Regions from separate parts of the Homo sapiens genome. Here region 2 is linked to region 1. Evidence: chromatin loops called from intact Hi-C (ENCODE). Cell type or tissue: spleen. All regions are shown on one strand. Each heading gives the region's core, and the rest is flanking DNA. Links, peaks and the distances in the headings are about the cores only.

Region 1 (5,000 bases), core at 1-5,000:
TTCTAGGATGCTGCAGGAAAAGGCTGATTTCAGAGGAGTGGTGCTTTCTTACCTGCTGCTGCTGTTTTTTTTTCTTTCCTTTGTGTTGGTAAAGAACAGGGTCTTCACTATGTTGCCCAGGCTGGTCGAACTCCTGGCCTCAAGCCATTCTCCCACCTCTGCCTCCCTGAGTGCTGGGATTACAGCTATGATGATAGCGCCCAACAGATGCTTCTTTTGTGACTTCATTCCTGATTTTTACTTTGGTTCTTGCTTCGTATTATTTTTGGAAGACTAATATTTGGTTCTCAGTCACTATAGTCTCGTAGTTCACTCTAGACTTCATACAACATAATCACAAAAAATACTGGGCGTTTTGGTGGAATAGAAACTTAACTGCCGGGTTTCAAAACACGTATATGTTAATAGGCACCAAAAACTTATAATTCAGTACCTCTGTGCCTAGTGCTGAGTTAGGCCCTAGTCTTGGCTGAATACTTCCTGTATACTTCTGAACACACCATAAAAGTCATTCTGAAGGTAAGTTTAACATGCAGGGCTTTTTGGCTGTGACGTAGGTTTTAGAAGACAATATTCCCTTCAATGGAATTCTCAAGACTGCCAAGATCTTAAATTAAGGAATGGTTTATAAAATCATGTGTCACATTACTGCTATCTTCTTACCTCTATTTGGAATGAATTTCCTTCTCTACTGTCTTTCCTATGCCCTATGTGGTCCTCCCTGTCCATTTCTCATCCTCTTCTCTTAAATTCCAATAGGACTTACCTACTCTAAGTAAAAAGATCATTTTGCTTTTGCAGCATCTCCCTTAATGCAAAGTTGTTTAAGGGAATTATTATGAGAAAGAACACTGGTAGTCAGCTCACTAAATTGCTACTATTCCTGCTTAGACACTGTTCCTGAATGTTTTCTATAACCATTCTGACTGGATTTTGATGTTTAGAAGAACAAAAGTTATATAATACTTCTATTCTTTTTTAAAAAATATTTCTCTTCTTGATTCTTTATCCTCCTGAGTGTCCTTGTTAAAATTAGCTGGGATTAGGGCATTAGTGCTTAGTCTTTATTTAATTACTTGTATACCTAACTCTGTTGCTCTAAGAAGAGGAACAAATGTGAACAGATGATGGAACTGGTTAAGCTGGTCAGGCAAGAATAAGAAGATACCTGGGAGGTAGCCAACTGGCCATAGGGAGTAATAGGCTAAGGAAATTAATGTGCCTATTTTCTGTGGTTTTAGAATCCTAGGCATATTCAAATAACTGATTTGGTATTTTCAAATATATAACTTTCAAATCTTCATTACAGTGAAGACCAGTGTGGCCGGACATGGTGGCTCATGCCTGTCATCCCAACACTTTGAGAGGCCGAGGCAGGAGGACTGCTTGAGGCAAGGAGTTCCAAACCAGCCTGGGCAACAAAGCAAGACTTCTTCTCTATAAAAAAAATATTAAAAATGATCGGGTGCAGTGGCTTACGCCTGTAATCCCAGCACTTCAGGAGGCTGAAGTGGGTGGATCACTTGAGGTCAGGAGTTCAAGACCAGCCTGACCAACATGGTGAAACCCTGTCTCTACTAAAAATACAAAACGTTAGCTGGGTGTGGTGGTGGGCACCTGTAATCCCAGCTACTCTGGAGGCTGAGGCAGGAGAATCGCTTGAACCTGGGAGGTGGAGGTTACAGTGAGCGGAGATCATGCCACCGCACTCCAGCCTGGGCGACAGAGCCAGACACTGTCTCAAAAAAAAAAAAAAAAAGATTAAAAATTAGCCACGCTACTTGGGAGGCTGAGGCAGGAGGATCCCTTGAGCCCAGGAGTTCAAGGCTGTAGTGAGCTGTGATCGTAACACTGTGCCTGAGTAACCGAGTGAGACACCAAGTCTTTAAACAAAAACAAAAAAGTCCATGCATGCCAACCAAGTGCAGATCAGTGAGAAAGAGCACCATAATTCCAACTTACCGTTTCAAGGCTCTTCTGAAACTCCAGAAGTTTAGCTTCAGCTTCTTTATAATTCCTGAAGAACATACACAGTTCATACATCTCCATCACCAGTAGTAACGGGGAATCCTTTGACAAAGAGTTTGAAAAAAATTACAAAATTTTGAACTTAATATTTTTTCAATGAATAATGCCAAATAAGAGAATGTTAAAAATGCTATTAATAAGGCAGGGCACAGTGGCTCATGCCTGTAATGCCAGCACTTTGGGAAGCCGAGCCAGTGGGATCACCTAAGGCCAGGAGTTCGAGACCACCCTGGCCAACATGATGAAACCCCATCTCTACTTAAAATATAAAAAAGTAGCCAGGCATGGTGGTGCATGCCTGCAATCACAGCTACTCCAGAGGCTGAGGCATGAGAATCACTTGAACCTGGGAGGTGGAGGTTGCAATGAGCCAAGACTGTGCCACTGCATTCCATCCTGGGCGACAGAGTGAGACTCTGTCTCAATAAATAAATAAATAAATAACATTAGCCAAGTGTGGTGGCATGTGCCTATAGTCCCAGCTACTCGGGAAGTTGAGGGAGGATCACTTGAGACCTAGAGGTTGTAGCTGTAGCTATGATCACATCACTGCACTCCAGCCTGGGCAACAGAGCAAGACTCTGCCTCAAAAAAAAAAAAAAGAAATGCTATTAGCAATAGCTTCACAGATTAAATCATGTACGTTAAAGTTAAATATAATTTCTTTTCCTTTTGGAAAAATGATACTCAGTCCAGTTATACCTACTCAACAATCAATTTTCTGTCTACTCTATACTTGGCCTATTGCACACAGGCAGGAAGCATTCCACTAGATGGTGCTATGACACCTTTATTATTATTTTTTATTATTTTTTTTGAGACATAGCCTCATTCTGTCGCCCAGGCTGGAGTGCAGTGGCATGATCACAGCTCACTCACTACAGCCTTGACCTCAGGTGATCCTCCCACCTCAGCTTCTAGAGTAGCTGGGACTAGAGGTGCGTGCCACCGTGCCCAACTAGTTTTTGTATTTTTTGTAGAGACGGGGTTCACTGTGTTGCCAGGCTGGTCTTGAACTCTTGGACTCAAGTGATCCATCCGCCTAGGCTTCCCAAAGGGCTGGCATTACAAGTGTGCGCTAGCATGCCCAGGCATAACATTTTAAACACACACACCTGGATAATCTGCTCTACTGATCCACCTTACCTACTGTTGCCTGTGGCACTGATTCATACATTTTATTGTTGTCAGTGGGAGTCGCTCAGTCAGATAATAGGAGTTCTGAATTAGAAAGTATGGCTCTGAACTGTAAATACACCACTTACTGAAGTATTTTGAGACCTTGGATAAGTTACTTAAGTTTTGTGAGCCTTGATTTATTAGTCTGTCAAATGAGAGCAACATCACTTCATAATATCTTTTTTTTTTTTTTTTTGAGACACGGTCTTGCTCTGTCACCCAGGCTGCAGTGCAGTGGTGTGATCTTGGCTCACTGCAACTTCCACCTTGCGGGTTCAAGTGATTCTCGTGCCTCAGCTTCCCAAGCAGCTGGGTTTACAGGTGCATCCTGCCACGCCCGGCTTTTTTCTTTTCTTTTTTTTTTTTGTATTTTTAGTAGAGACGGGGTTTTGCCATGTTGGCCAGGCTCATCACAAATTCCTGGCCTCAAATGATCCGCCCGTCTCAGCCTCCCAAAGTGCTGGGATTACAGGTGTGAGCCACCGTGCCTGGCCCATAATATCTAATATTATTTTCACATAGGATTATTGTGAAAACTCACTAAAATAATGTATAAAAAGCACCCTGAGGCTTGGAGCGGTGGCTCACGCCTGTAAATCCCAGCGCTTTGGGAGGCCGAGGTGGGAGGATCACGAGGTCAGGAGATTGAGACCAGCCTGGCCAACATGGTGAAACCCCGTCTCTACTAAAAATACAAAAAATTAGCTGGGCGTGGTGGCACGCGCCTGTAGTCCAAGCTACTCGGGAGGCTGAGGCAGGAGAATTGCTTGAACTCGGGAGGCGGAGGTTGCAGTGAGCCGAGATCGTGCCACTGCACTCCAGCCTGAGTGACAGAGCGAGACTCTGTCTCAAAACAAAAACAAAAACAAAAAACAAAAAACCACCCTGGGCCAGGTGTGGTGACTGATGCCTGTAATCCCAGTGCTCTGGGAAGATGAGGCAGGAGGATCACTGAGCCCAAGAGTTCAAGACTAGCCTAGCCTGGTCAACATGGCAAAACCCTGTCTCTATTAAAAATGCGAAAAAAAAAAAAAAAAAAAAGCCAGGCATGGTGGTGTGTGCCTGTTTTCCTAGCCATCTGGGAGGCTGAGTTGGGAGGATCACCTGAGCCTTGGAGGTTGAGGCTGGAGTGAGCCTTATTATGACACTGAACTACAACCTTACAACCTGGATGACAGAGTAGGACCCTGTCTCAAAAAACAAAATAAAATAAATACGACTTTGCTAAGTAAATGGTACTTTTGTTGTTGTTGTTGTTTTTGAGACAGTCTTGCCCTGTCATCCAGGCTGGAGTGCAGTGGCACGATCTCGGCTCACTGCAACCTCCACCTCCCAGGTTCAAGCAATTATCCTGCCTCAGCCTCCTGAGTAGCTGGGATTACAGGCCCACGCCACCATGCCTGGCTAATTTTTGTATTTTTAGTAGAGACAGGGTTTCACCATGTTGAACAGGCTGGTCTCAAACTCCTGACCTCAAGTGATCCACCCGCCTCAGCCTCCCAAAGTGCTGGGATTACAGGCGTGAGCCACTGCGCCTGGCCAGTAAGTGGTACTTCTAATATTATCATCATTATCTGTTGTTGGCTAAAAAAAAATCCAGGGATGGAAATAAGAAAAAGCCAAGAAGGGATATGCTGAAGTAATCTCTTAAGCTCTGGAAAGAAGTGAAGCAACTATCACTACCTTAAAGAAAAGCTGGAAACCTCTGATGAGAGTTTTGCTCTTTTGTCTTGTTAATAATGTTCTCCAGATGACTGAAAGATCCTCAAGGTTCCAGGTATGGTCCTCTGTTG
Region 2 (9,618 bases), core at 2,502-7,501, 160 kb after region 1:
ACCAATACTTATTGTTTTCCATTAAAAAATTACGGCAATACAAGTGAGTGTGAAGTGGTATTTCACTGTGGCTTCGATTTGAATTTTCCTAATGACTAGTAATACTAAGTATCTTTCCATGTGCTTGTTGGTCATTTGTTTATCTTCTTTGCATAATTGTCTATTCAAGTCCTTTGTCCATTTTAAAAATTGGGTTGTTTATTTTTTGCTATTGAGTTGTAAGAGTTCTTTATTCTGGATAATAGACCTTATCTGGTATAGGATTTGCAAATATTTTCTTCCATTCTGTGAGTTGTCTTTTCACTCTTTTGCAAAAAGAAAACTAAAAATAGTTTGTTTTTTGTGATGTCTTTATCTGTCTTTAGGACCAAGATAAGCTATCCTCACAGAATGAATTAGGAAGTGTTCCCTCTTGTTTTTTTGGAAGAGTTTGAGAAGGATTGATATTAATTCTTTAAATAGTGGGCAGGATTACCAGTGAAACCGTCTGGTCCTGGGCTTTTCTTTGTTGGGAGGATTTTGATTACTGATCTACTCTCTTTACTTTTGTAGGTCTGTTCAGATTTTCTGTTTCTTCTTGAGTCAGTTTTGGTAGTTGGTGTGCTTCTGGAAATTTTCCATCTCATCTGGGTTGTTCATTTGTTGGCATACAATTGTTCATAGTTTCTTATAATCCTTTTTTATTTCTGTAAGATCTGTACTAATTTACCCACTTTCATTTCTGATTTTAGTAATTTAAATCTTCTCTCTTTTTTTCTTCATCAGTCTACTTAATGGTTTCTAAATTTTGTGGATTTTCCCTCCAAAGAATCGCATTTTTATTTCATTACTTTTTCTTTTTTTTTTTTTTTTTTTTTTTTTTTGAGACGGAGTCTCACTCTGTTACCCAGGCTGGAGTGCAGTGGCGCGATCTTGGCTCACTGCAAGCTCTGCCTCCTGGGTTAACTCCATTCTCCTGCCTCAGCCTCCCGAGTAGCTGGGACTACAGGCGCCTGCCACCACGCCTGGCTGATTTTTTATCTTTTTAGTAGATTGTTTTTCTATTTTCTATTTTGTTTCTTTTCTTTTGCCTTTTTTTTTTTTTTTTTTTTTTTGAGACATGGCCTCACTCTGCTGCCCAGGCTACAGTGCAGTGGAACAATCATGGCCCACTGCAGCCTGGACCTCCCAGGCTCACGTGATTCTCCCACCTCAGTCTCCCAAATAGCTGGAATTACAGGTGCATGCACCACACCTAACTTTTTTTTTTCTTTTTAGATGGAGTCTCGCTCTGTCGCCCAGGCTGGAGTACAATGGCACGATCTCAGCTCACTGCAACCTCCCCCTCCCAGGTTCAAGCAATTCTCCTGCCTCAGCCTCCCGAGTAGCTGGGATTACAGGTGCTCGCTACCACGCCCAGCTAATTTTTGTATTTTTAGTAGAGATGGGGTTTCACCACATTGGCCAGGCTGGTCTTGAACTCCTGACCTCAGGTGATCTGCCCACCTCGGCCTCCCAAAGTGCTAGGATTACAGGCATGAGCCACCACACCTGGCCTTTTAAAAAAATTATTATTTATAATTTTTAGTAGAGATGACATCTTACTGTGTTGCCCAGGCTGGTCTCAAACTCCTGGGTTCAAGTGATCCTTCTGCTTTGGCCTCCCAAAATGCTGGGATTACAGGCATGAGCCACCATGCTCTGCCTCTATTCTTTACTCTTTCCTTCTGCTATCTTTGGTTTAGCTTGTACCTCTCTTTCCAGTTCTAGGGAAAATTTTGGCTATTGATTTGTGGTCTTTCTTTTTTGATGTAGGTGTTTATAGCTATAACTTTCCTTGTTAGCACTATTTTCACTGTATCCCATAAGTTTTGACATGCTGTGTGTTTTTGTTTATTTGTTTTTGAGACAGGGTCTTGTTTTGTCACCCATGCTGGAGTGTGTAGATGTGATCTTGACTCACTGCAACCTCCACTTCCTGGGTTCAGGTGATCCACCTACTTCAGCCTTCCCAGTAGCTGGGACCACGGACATGTTCCATTATGGCCAATTTTTTTTTTTTCTTTTTGTATTTTTGGTAGAGACAGGGTTTCACTAGGTTGCCCAGGCTGGTCTCAAGCTCCTGAGCTCAAGTGATTGGCCTGCCTCAGCCTCCCAAAGTGCTGGGATTAGAGGTGTGAGCCACTGTGCACAGCCTGTATTTTTGTTTTTACTCATCTCAAAGTATTTTCTAATATTACTTATAATTTCTTCTTTGACCAATTAGTTAAGAGTGTGTTGTTTAATTTTCACATATTTATGAATTTTCCAGTTTTTCTTCTGTTATTGATTTCTAGTTTCATTCCATTGTAGTCAGAGATATTTTGTACGATTTTTTAGAACTATTTCTATCTTCACATCTGTCTCTTTTTGCTACACGTATTTTGAGGCTCTGTTGTTGGGTGTGTATATGTTTATAATTGTTTTATCTTCTTGATTGATTGACCTTTATATCATATCCTTGATAATATCCTTCTTTGTATTCTTGTAACAAGTTTAACAATTTTTATCTTAAAGTCTATTTTACTTGATATTAGTAGAGCTACTCCATCTTTTTTGGGTAACTATTTGTATGGATTGTCTTTCCAACTTTTTACTTTCAACTTGTTTGTGTATTTGGTTCTAAGGTGAGTCTCCTGTAGACAGCCTATAGTTGGGTCATATTATTTTTATCCATTTTCCTAATCTGTGCCTTTTAATCAGAAGTTAATCTATTTCGTCTAAAGTAATTACTGATAAAGACTTACCTATGCCATTTTGTTATTTTCTGTATGTGCTTTTTTGTTTCTAAATTCCTTCATTACTTCCCTTTTTTGTGATTAACTGATTTTTTTCTAGCATAACATTTTGATTCTTCTCTTTTCTTTTTCTTTATATTGCTTAGTAGTTTTTTCTTTAGTAGTTACCCAGGGGGTTATAATTAGTCAACTTTATAACGATCTAGGGTGAATTAATGCCAACTTAGTTTTAATAGTACAAAGCAAAAAATTTTACTATAAAAACTCTGCTCCTTTTCAGCTCTGTTTTCTCCTTTTTGTTGTTATTATCACCAATTATCTCTTTATACATTGCATATCCATTAACACACATAACTATTGTTTTGTGCATTTGTCTTTTATATTGAATAGGGGAAAAAGAGGAGTTAGAAACCAAAAACTGCAATATTGGACTTTACCTATGTAGCTACTTTTTCACTGGTCTCTACTTCTTTATATGGCTTGGAGATACTTCCTAGTTTCCTTTCATTTCAACATGTAGGACTCCTTTTAGCATTTCTTCTAGAGCAGATCTACTAGCATTTTTTGTAGATTAAGACTACTAGACAACTCCTTCAGTTTTTGTTTATCTGGGAATGTCTTAATTCCTCTTTTCATGAATATATAATTCTTTATTTTTAAAAAATTTTAATTAAAAAAAAGTAGAAACAGGGTCTTGCCATGTTGTTCCTGGGCTCAAATGATCTGCCCACCTTGGCCTCCCAAAGTGTTGGGATTACAGGTGTGAGCTACTGTGCCTGGCTGGATACAGAACTCTTAGTTAACAGTTTTTTTCTTTCGGCAGTTCAGATATGTCATCTCTCTCCTTCTTGGCTTTCATATTTTCTGAAAAGAAATCAGCTAGTAATCTTACTGAGAATCCCTTGTATGTGAAGAGTCATTTCTCTCTTGCTGCTTTCAAGATTCCTTCCTTGTCATTGGACACTTCAATTATAATGTGTCTCATTGTGGATCTCTTTGAATTTATCCTGCTTGGAGTTTGTTGAGCTTCTTGGATGTAAAATTTCATCATATTTTGGAAGTTTTCAGCCATTACTTTTTCAAAAATTTTTTTTTTTGAGACAGAGTTTCACTCTTGTTGCCCAAGCTGGGGTGCAGTGGAGTGATCTCAGCTTACTATAACCTCCACCTCCCAGGTCAAGCAATTCTCCTGTCTCAACCTCCCAAGTAGCAGGGATTACCAGTGCCTGCCGCCATGACCAGCTAATTTTTTGTATTTTTAGTAGAGACAGGGTTTCACCATGTTGGCCAGGCTGGTCTCTAACTCCTGACCTCAGGTGGTCCACCTGCCTCGGCACCCCAAAGTATTGGGATTACAGGCTTGAGCCGCAGTGCCCGGCTGCTTCAAACATTCTTTCTGCATTTTTCTCCTTTCTTTCTGAAATTCTTATTATGTCTGTTTGATAGTGTCTTGTGGATCTCTTAGGCTCAGTTCATTGTTGGTCATTCCTTTTTTTTTTTTTTTTTCTGAGATGGAGTGTCATTGTTGTTGCCCAGGCTAGAGTGCAATGGCGTGGTCTTGGCTTACTGCAACCTCTGCCTCCTGGGTTCAAGCAATTCTTCTGCCTCAGCCTCCCAAGTAGCTAGGATTACAGGCGCCTGCCACCACACCCAGCTAATTTTTGTATTTTTAGTAGAGATTTTTAGTAGAGATGGCTAACCATCCTGTGTTAGCCAGGATGGTCTAAATCTCCTGACCTCGTGATCTGCCCGCCTTGGCCTCCCAAAATGCTGGGATTACAGGCATGAGCCACTGCGCCTGGCCTGAAATGTGTTTTTTTAAAAAGGAGTGAAGGGGACCCTGGATGGTTGACGATATCACACTACTGACTAAGGAATCTGATTGATTTTCCAATTCTTTGTATATAATTTCTAGAAAACAAAAATAAAATAAAGGTAATAACTAGTAGAGCAGAAGTTGAAAAATAAAACTTTCAAAAGACACTTGGGGAAAGTGGGTAAAGAGAGAGATGTACAACAAAGTACATTTCTTTGATTTAGTACTGTTTCTTCCTCTGCCTTGATTCTTTATTAAAGTTTAAATAGCATCATACGCTATAATTTCAGAAAACACTCAAGTTACTGGTTCACTTTCAAAGGAGAGATTATGTGCTTTTACTTTAGTTGTACCAATTTTCAGCTCCTTTAGGAATGGCGCCATCATCCTGGAGTGTTAAAATGGGCAACAAGAAAGATAAACTCATTTTAGCTGTTCTTTTCTAAAGGTATCCACCAACCCCTCCTCCAACATCGATCCAGGCGACTATGTTGAAATGAATGATTCAATCACCCACCTACCCTCTAAAGTGGTGATACAAGATATTACTATGGAGCTACACTGCCCTCTGTGCAATGATTGGTTCCGAGACCCACTGATGCTAAGCTGTGGCCACAACTTCTGTGAAGCCTGTATCCAAGACTTTTGGAGGCTGCAAGCAAAGGAAACATTCTGTCCTGAGTGTAAGATGCTATGTCAGTATAACAACTGTACATTCAACCCTGTACTGGACAAGTTGGTAGAGAAGATTAAGAAGTTACCCTTACTCAAGGGCCATCCACAGTGCCCAGAGCATGGAGAGAACCTGAAACTGTTCAGTAAACCAGATGGGAAACTGATCTGCTTTCAATGCAAGGATGCTCGGTTGTCTGTGGGGCAGTCTAAGGAGTTCCTGCAAATCTCTGATGCTGTCCATTTCTTCACGGTGGGTGAGCCCTGGGCCTTGAACAATCCCTTAGAAAAACTAGGAAAAATATTTCATAGGGCTTCTTCTTTCTTCCAACCCCATCCCTTTATTCAAATGATGATTAGAAAGCCCAGACTGCTCAGAAAGTACAACGTATCTTGCAAAGTTCTTTTTCTAGAGTTGCTGCTTATAGGAAAGGAACAGTGGAGGAGCCCTGGCTTACTCCCTCAATCAAATCTGTACCTAAACTCTGCCATGGTAGCACTCTGCTAAACACTGTGTAGAATATGGATAGATAAGATATTGCTCTTGTTATAAAAAATTCAAAATTTGGTTAAGTTTAAAATGAAGAAAACAACAGAAGCAATATTAAGATAGCCTCGTGTTAAAAGTTAAATTTTGTCACATTTGTAATTCTTAAGGGTTTAGAATTTCTGAGACTATTAGAGAAAAATGAAATAGGGGACATATAGTGAAAGAAAGGGAAAGGACTTGAACTGGGAAATCATTTGGATTTTGAAGGGCAGAAGGAAGAAACAAATGTTCCAAGTGAGAACAACACAAGTAAAATGATAGATGCTGAGAACAGTATATAACTAGAGTGGAAAATGTGTAGAGTTCTATTCCCTTCTTCAAATCCCTGTAGCTAGCTACTAAGAGAGAAAAACTAAGTTTTAAGCTGTAATTTACTCCATAATTCTTTTTTTTTCTTTGTTTTGAGATGGGTCTCACTATGTTGCCCAGGCTGGTCTCAAACTCCTGGGCCCAAGTGATCCTCCCATCTCAGTCTCCCAAAGTGCTGAGATTACAGATGTGAGCTGCCACACCCGGCCTTTTCTTTTCTTTTTCACAATTCTTGAACGAGACAAGAACTATGATACAGGGGAAGGGGAAGATTTTTGCAGCAAGAGCTTGCTTTTTTCTTGCACACTGGGGCCTTGGGGAAGATGTCCTTTATGGTCCTTCATCTCCCGAGTTAGTCTGGGTTAATTCTATTTGATATTCCCAGGAGGAGCTTGCCATCCAACAGGGTCAACTGGAGACAACTCTGAAGGAGCTTCAGACCCTGAGGAACATGCAGAAGGAAGCTATTGCTGCTCACAAGGTGAGGAGCAAGAAAGAGGGGTTATGAGATAGAACTGGAACACACCCTCCATGTAACTTCAGCTATGGGTACAAAGGTGCCTAACATATATTATCTACACACTAAATGGTACCTAGGCTATGGAATTGGAAAACTGAGTCTGTAGGGTGGAAAGGAATATGGTGGTGGAGTAGGTTCCTAATAGCTGATCAACAGAGCAGATTAACCTTTCCCCTAATATGCTGATCTTTTCGATAGTTCAGTCACCAGGTGACTGTCGTGGCGTTGAAATGTGTCTGGTCTTTGGCTTTATCTATGGCAAAAAAAAAAAAGGAACTTATTAGAAAAAAATCAATCACTAAAGATTGCTATGTCCAAAGAAATACCTTTATTTCCTTTGAGTTTATAACCAGACACCTCTGGACTAGGTCTCTAAGGTCATAGGCTTTTCCCAGCTGATTTGATCTTCTTAGCTTCCTCCAAGCTAAATAAAGCTATTGTCTGCACTTTCAACTTCATAGGCACTCTAGGACAACATTAATGGCTAGAGCTTTGGCAAATCAGTCCCTAGATTGGGGGTGCTAAATTGGAAGTTCTGTTTCTTTATTCATTATTCTATGGAGAAGAGCCTTCTCAGGTATTTGGCATCTGGAAGAAAAAAATATGCAGACTCAGGGAAAGAAGAAGGATATATGGAAGTAATGATGTCTTCAGAAAATCTTGTTCCTTTTGTAAAAGTTCCTATTAGTGTGAGCATTCATTCATTCATTTAACAAATATTTATTGAGTGGGTCAGGCATAATACTAGATATTGGGGATGGGAGACAGCTGTTAATTAAATAATCCCATGAGTAATAATAAAATAACAACTGTGATAAGTACTATAACTGAAAGTATAGGGTATGATGATAGCATATAAATGGAGAACATAATCTAGACTGGGGGAGGGGTGTTCTCTGAAGAAGTCACATTAAAAATTGAGAATTGAAGGATAAGTAACTTATCCAAGTGAACTGGGTGAGTGGGGATATGAAGGAGGTAGCCTGGAGAAGAATGTTCTAGGAATAGAAAAGAGTATCTGGAAAAGTCCTGAGATGGAAAGTTAGCTGCTATGTTAAACAGAGAAAAGGCCAATAAAGCTGGAACATGCTAAGCAAGATGATATTGATGAGGTGGATATGGGCTCACTGTAACCTCATACTCTTGGGCTCAAGAGATCTTCCCACCTCAGCCTCCTGAGTATCTGGGACTAGTTTGCCACACATGGCTAATTATTTTATTTTTGGAGAGACTGGGTCTCACTATGTTGCCCAGTCTTGAACTCCTGTTCCAAGCAATCCTCCCAGCTTGGCCTCTATAAGTGTTGGAATTACAGGTATGAGCCACTGTGCCCAGCCAAGACTATCTTAAGGTGCAATAATAATTATGGACCATGGGATCCAAGCTAGATAAGAGAGGACATGAAGGTAGAAGTTCCTGAATAGAAATGGAGGGATCGGTGAATAGGAGGTTTCAATGAGATCCAATAATTGTTGCAATAGGAGTATCTGAGTGAGCCTGGTGCATAAAAAGTTATTTTGGAGATGATACAATTGCTGGGGGTGATAAAATCCTAGGTGAGACTATAGGAATGAATCAATAAATGTGGAAATCACTAGAAATGAGGAGAATGAGGAACTGAGAAGCCAGGATGTCAAATAGTTTAACTGTGAGGATGTTGAGGTAACCCAAGGAAAAAGCTGCAAGTGTAACAGTGGCATTCCCCCAGTTCTGATTTCTAGGTAAGGACAGTTCTTCCAGCCTCCCAATACCCCCAGTCTAACAGTACCACTTGGCAGCTTTTGGATTACCAATCTAGGAGGGTATTATCTTTCATTCTAGAATGTTTGACTAACTCCACAGTCTTATTTAATATGGCATTGGTTACCATCTCAGTACTGCAATAGGAAACTGGAGGTCACTTTTGCCTATTTCATCCTGAACTATTAAATTAGTTGGAAAAGGAGTAAGTCTCCCAAAGGACTCATTTTAGTATGACTGAATTTGATATTCAGTAGCCATTTGTATGCATTTTTCTGTGATGGTATTTACCAAGTGTGTGAGTGTTGGTGGTGTGGGCCCCCATCCCCAAGCACTAGTCTCTGCAATAACCATGGTGATAATCATGGAGGTTTCCAGGAAAACAAGCTACATCTGCAGCAACATGTGTCCATGGAGTTTCTAAAGCTGCATCAGTTCCTGCACAGCAAAGAAAAGGACATTTTAACTGAGCTCCGGGAAGAGGGGAAAGCCTTGAATGAGGAGATGGAGTTGAATCTGAGCCAGCTTCAGGAGCAATGTCTCTTAGCCAAGGATATGTTGGTGAGCATTCAGGCAAAGACGGAACAACAGAACTCCTTCGACTTTCTCAAAGTGAGAATCCACACCAATATGATTATGGGTACCTTCCTACCTAGAGGGGGGAAGAGGTTTGGAAAGAATGCGGAAGTGGCTTTTCACATCCAGGGAAAACAAAACAAAACAAAACAAAACTGTTATAGTGCTTTTAAGATTCTCTGGAAGAAAAGGAGGAGGCTGCTTCAGCTATACGCACAGCAGAAAGCTTTACTTTCATCCTCTTAGGAAATACGATTTTTAAATTCCATTAATAATAGTATATAGTAATGGTTTAATATTTTTCCATAAAGAGCTTGATGCTTTATTTCTCAAAAATAAAAATGTTGCAGCCTGAGTTGTATCTTTGGCTCTCAGCAATCATAAGCTGACCTGTCTGAAAAGCTGTTTTCTAACCTTTGCTTTCTTAAGCTTCACCTCTAAAGAAGCGTTGGTTACCATCTCAGCACTCAGAAGTTTAATTAGCTAGAGTAAGGAAAAGTGGCCTTGGGACTGGGATACCTAATGTGTTTTTCTTCTGAGACTATTTGAAAGTATAGGTAAAGATAGCTTAACCTTAAGTATTGTCTTATTGGCTTCTGTCTTGCTCCCTGTAGAAGAGAACTCTAGAAAGAGCAAAAGATCAATTTAACCTGGGTTAGGATCAGGGATGAAGATTAGA

The links. Peaks named below come from ENCODE experiments on the same cell type or tissue, not always from the same donor. Only the 100,000 strongest peaks of a DNase experiment are listed, where the experiment ranks them.
Region 2: it touches region 1 in a loop (2.1-fold over the local background); 2 of 110 quality-filtered maps call a loop at or near these places.

Annotation. Positions count from the first base shown.
Region 1 is chr15:44,590,369-44,595,368 of GRCh38, forward strand. SPG11 (SPG11 vesicle trafficking associated, spatacsin) reads right to left here. Exons shown (of 40, transcript NM_025137.4): 26 at 4,891-5,000; 27 at 1,963-2,070. Among named protein-coding and RNA genes, the nearest start is that of EIF3J, 56 kb to the left of the region's middle. RefSeq lists an enhancer at 2,711-2,810. In spleen, for the core only: a CTCF peak has its summit at 2,759 (motif pointing right); no DNase peak of the experiment used is centred there; H3K27ac peaks cover 366 bases.
Region 2 is chr15:44,749,880-44,759,497 of GRCh38, forward strand. It overlaps TRIM69 (tripartite motif containing 69), which reads left to right. Exons shown (of 7, transcript NM_182985.5): 2 at 5,021-5,497; 3 at 6,489-6,584; 4 at 8,742-8,975. Among named protein-coding and RNA genes, the nearest start is that of TRIM69, 18 kb to the left of the region's middle. In spleen, for the core only: no CTCF peak of the experiment used is centred there; no DNase peak of the experiment used is centred there.